Linked DNA regions of Homo sapiens: region 1 is linked to region 2. The links are chromatin loops, found by intact Hi-C in ENCODE. Cell type or tissue: endothelial cell of umbilical vein. All regions are shown on one strand. Region 1 overlaps DCAF5 (DDB1 and CUL4 associated factor 5). Region 2 has its middle 59 kb from the start of ACTN1-DT.

Region 1 (2,500 bases), 63 kb after region 2:
AAATTTGAAATCCAGTCATTATTTTAAATCCATATAATAACAGTCAAACAAAAATTTTCAAAGGTCTCTGAAATTCAATCTTAGTGTCCCTTACCATCCTTCTCAATGAGGGCAAATAATATCCCTCCTTTGGTAGATTTCTAGATACAAAACAAGTTTCCCTTGGTTAGCATTGGACATAGTCACCAAGTTAGGTCTGAAACTACACTCAGTTTTATTTCTTTCTACAGATCCACCATCCCACTTCCAAAGTATCCATAAACAAATGGGAAAGTTAAGTGATCAGAATAGAAAACAGATTCAAAACACACAAGTATTTTATGCATAATCCAGAAATATTAGCAGTGTTCTTGGAAAGTCTTCTACATATGGGCAAATTCATGGGTAAAAGAAGCCAAGATTATTATTGAGAGTATACTAAGAAGTCCCTATCTAAAATATGTGACTCCCAACACATAAAACATAAGGTCAAACCTGGAATTACAAAATAGAAAGTTCAAACTACAAAGAATTCACTGAAGGGATTATATCAACATAGATACCCCTGAAGAAGCAACAAGTTCTTCAGTAAATTTAATTTCCAAAATGTTTTCATGTATATCATATCATCTAATCCTTAAAATAATCCTATAAAATAGACAGTGTGGTTAACATCAACCTATGTTACACTGGAGGAGACCAAGGTCCTGAGTAATTATATGACTTGACCCTGACCACACAATCAAGCAGCCGAAATAGAAGCAAGTTTTTTCTGCTTCTTGGTTCAACAAGATTTCACAGAATATGCTGTGGAGATGGATTATTCCACCTATTAAAAAGAACAGCATCAGACTGCAATGCATCAGGGCCAGAAGGATTCATCTAAGTCATTCACTTCACACCCTTCCCTACAATTCAGTAATTCATTTATTCATGCATACTTTCATTTAAATATTTATTGAATACCTGCTGACTATCTTAGGCACTGTGTCACACACATGGATTCAAAGATGTTACCGTTTCCATGAACAGTGCTGTAATAAGGGGAAGATCTGCCAAGAGAGGACAGAGGAAGAATAACTGCCCTCTACTGGGGAGACAGGAGTGGGAGTAGTCACAAAAGACTTCCTGGAAGAAAAACCTAAGCTGACGCAACAGAGAGTCAAAGGTTGACTCAAATTCTTAACTGGCAAAAGAAGATAAATCTGGATATGTTAATACAGTCATGCATCGCTTAATGACAGGAATATGTTCTACGAAATGTGTTGTTAGGCAATTTTGTTGTGTAAACATTATAGAGAGTATTCACACAAACCTAGAAGGTATAGCCTACTACACACCCCAGCTATGTGGTATAACCTAGGCTACAAACCTGTACAGCATGTTACTATATGTTATTATATGGAACACCAAATGCCATAGGCAACTGTAACACAATGGGTAAGTATTTGTGTATCTAAACATTTAAAAGCCACAGTAAAAATACAGTATAAAAGATTTAAAAAAATGGTACACCTGTATAGGGTATCCACCATGAATAGCGCTTGCAGGACTGGAAGTTGCTCTGGGTGAGTCTGTGAGTGAGTGATGAATGAATGTGAAGGCCTAGGACATTACTGTACACTACCACCATAGACTATATAAATATTACACACAGGCTACGCTACATTTATTTAAAAATATTTTTCTTTCTGCAATAATTAACCTTAGTTTACTATAACTTTTTTTTTTTTTTTTTTTGAGACAAAGTCTCACTCTGTCACCCAGGCTGGAGTGCAGTGGTGTGATCTCGGTTCACTGCAACCTCCGCCTCCTGAGTTCAAGTGATTCTCCTGCTTCAGCCTCCTGAGCAGCTGGGATTACAGGCACACGTCACCATGCCCGGCTAATTTTTGTATTTTTAGTAGAGATAGGGTTTCACCATGTTGGCCAGGCTGGTCTCGAACTCCCGACCTCAAGTGATCCCTGCCTCAGCCTCCCAAAGTGCTGGGATTACGGGCATGAGCCACCGCGCCCGACCATTAGTTTACTATAACTTTTTTACTTTATAAACTTTTTTACTGTTTTAACTTTTTGACTCTTGTTATAATACTTAGCTTAAAACAGGCACATTGTGCAGCTGTACAAAAGCACTTTCCTTCTTTATATCCTTATTCTTTTTTTTTTTTTTTACTTTTTAAACTTTTTATTTTGTTAAAAACAAAGACACACACACACACACACACACACACACATATTAGCCTAGACCTACACAGGGTCAGGCTCATCAATATCACTATCTTCTACCTTCACATCTGTTCTACTAACATCTTCAGGGTCGATAATACACGTGGAACTATCATCTCTTATGATAATGCCTTCTTCTGGAATACCTCCTGAAGGACCTGCCTGAAGCTGCTTTACAGTAAACTTTTTTTAATAAGTAGGAATATACACTAAAATAACTATAAGAAATACAATACAGTAAACAGGTAAACCAGTAACACAGCTGTTTATTATCAAGTGTTACGTACTGTACATC
Region 2 (2,500 bases):
AAAACAGCCTGAGAGAAGGGGCTTCCCACGGCAGAGGGTCATGCAGGCTGTAGCTGTGGGTACCCAGACTGATTCTGGCAGTAGGCTGGCCAGCCGCCTAAGAGAGGGTGTAGGCTGTCTATCTGGGTGAGTAGGGCGTGGGAGTCACTCATCACTTTCCTGACCTTAACTGTGGGTCCAGCAGCCTCCCTCACAGCTACTGGGGCAGAGCATGTGTCACTATGGGGCACTTTACACATTTACTCCTTTGTTTGTTACCTGTTTGAATCTGTGTCATCAGGTCATGGGAGCTCCATGTTCTATAGGGTAGATTATACAATCCCCATTTTCCGATGAGGAAGCTCCAGCTCAGAGTTTAGGTAACTCGTCCAAGGTCCTAGAGCCAATGGGGGCAGAGCTTCCTTCCTGCCCTGGTGCATGCCCTCCAGGATGCCTGGCAGGCTGGGCTTTAGAATGGGGTCTACAGAGGCCAGTTTTCATGGCAATGGGGCGGGATGGTGGAGGTGAGCTCCAGTGGTTGGAGTGGCTATTGGCCCCTGTTAGACACCAGGAATCCTTGGGTGGGAGAGGAGATTTGGGTCAGATCCTACTTCACACTCACACTTCATACTTCACACAGGGCAGTAATCTTCCCCTGGAAACAAGGCTGCTCTTGAGGATCACACAAGAACTGGTGAAAGTCCTCCTGCACAAGGGCAAGTCCATTCCAATAGAGGGAGAATTGCATGACAAAAGGGAGGTAGCCAAGTGTTGACAGTCCCAGGCCTCGCTGGCAGCACCTCTGGGCTTCCAAGGGTGACATCATACCTAATGAGTCATCAGAGCCACAGCACCCAGCACTGTCTGACACATAGTAGGTGCTTAATCACTGGTTGCTGTTATGATAATGAAGCCTTAACGTCCTTATGCAGAAATTGAATTGGAAGCTGAATTTCCTTTTGGGCTGAGACCAGGAGAGCTCTCCAGGCCCAGGGCTTGGTAACCAGATGAAATTGGTTCCTAATGGGGGCTCTGTGGAAGCTCAGCAAGTGGCTCTATCAAATTAGCAGGCTCGATGGACACGAGGGAGCAGAACTCTTCCTGAGCCTGGACCCTGCCATCCCTCGTCCCTCTGAAATCAGATTATGGAGATGGCAGGGCCAGGGAGGAAACTGAGCTAACACAATTACCAGCCCCGGCCGGTCCATCTCAGCCTGGGAATAGGGCAGGGAAGAGGAGAGGGCAGAGGGGAAGCCAGAGCTTCCCTCAGGAAATTACAAATCCAAGAAACTGAACAGGATAAGCCTTTCCCTGCCTTGCTGTGGGGCTCCATCCTGGGATTAGTGAGCTAATCTCCCTGCTGTTCTTACAGAGCATCAATTCCTCCTCCCTTGGAGATCAGGGTGGTCATTCCTTTTATAGCTATGACGTCATCAGCCCTGGCTTGAACCTCCCTAGTGAGGGGTGTTTGTTAACCACCGAGACCTTCTATTCCATGACTGATTCAAAAGCAACTGACTGGACTGTAGCCAAGACTGCCACTATCTGGTCTTGGATCTGCCGTCATCTGGATGTTGAACCTTGGGAGGTCTTCAGCCCATTTCCCCATCTGTAAATGAGATTTATGACCCCATGGTAGGCATGTGCTCGTGTTCTCAGCGTCCATCCACCCCTTTCCCACTGTGAAGCAAGCTGCAATCTTCCAGTTGGCTTCTGATTTTAAAGCCCATCAGCCCCACACCACGCCTCTTGCCCTCTTGGCCTCAGGAGTTTGGGCATTGCCCTGGCTGTGGTGGTCCAGGCAGAGCCACCCTTCAGACTTTCCTTTCTGCAGGAAGATTTGCTTGCCCTGTCCCCAGATGAGAATGAGGCAGTGTGTTGCCCTGGCTGATGATGTTGGCTGCCTTAACTCCTCGGAGGAAGCCAGCCTGAGACAAGGCAGATACACATGGAGGGCAGAGCCAAGAGAACTGCAGAGAAAGAGACAGAACTCTGATACATTTTAAGGCCACTCTATCATGGAATGTTTCAGTTATGTTTACAGCAAAAAATCATCATTCTTCCATGTACTTTGAGCTGCATTTTCTGACACTTGCCATCACCCATCTTCTAATAGGCAGAGACTTCTTTTAGGGTTCAGAGTGCTGGGATTCCTGATCAGAGATTGATTTCTTTGTCATTTCTGCTCAGTGACTACAGTCTTAGCCTGTGTGACTCACCACTGGATGCACCCACTGTGTTTCCACAGGAAGGGAGACTAGGAATGTGTTTGAAGAGTTGCCTCATTTCCCACCTATGTCTGTAAGCTAAGAGGAGTAGGAATAGGCTATACAGCAGAAGCCTATCCACAGAGAATGGTGCAAAAGAAGAGAAGAGCAAGTTCCAACAACTCAGTTCAGGGAGCCATACACTCCCTTTCCAGCTGCTGCCAGTTTACGCTGGGTTTCTGTCTCTTGTACCCAAGATAGCTGGCTCAGAAAATCATTTTATTCATCTTCGTTTTCCCAGCACCCAACACTGA

What was found. Peaks named below come from ENCODE experiments on the same cell type or tissue, not always from the same donor. Only the 100,000 strongest peaks of a DNase experiment are listed, where the experiment ranks them.
Region 1: it touches region 2 in a loop (3-fold over the local background); 4 of 110 quality-filtered maps call a loop at or near these places.

The regions. Positions count from the first base shown.
Region 1 is chr14:69,100,408-69,102,907 of GRCh38, forward strand. The region is part of intron 5 of DCAF5 (DDB1 and CUL4 associated factor 5); the gene reads right to left. Among named protein-coding and RNA genes, the nearest start is that of DCAF5, 51 kb to the right of the region's middle. In endothelial cell of umbilical vein, a CTCF peak has its summit at 1,061 (motif pointing left); a DNase peak (open chromatin) is centred at 1,074; H3K27ac peaks cover 821 bases.
Region 2 is chr14:69,037,232-69,039,731 of GRCh38, forward strand. No RefSeq gene overlaps it. Among named protein-coding and RNA genes, the nearest start is that of ACTN1-DT, 59 kb to the left of the region's middle. RefSeq lists enhancers at 166-862, 863-1,560. In endothelial cell of umbilical vein, no CTCF peak of the experiment used is centred here; DNase peaks (open chromatin) are centred at 800, 1,410 and 2,200; H3K27ac peaks cover 2,500 bases.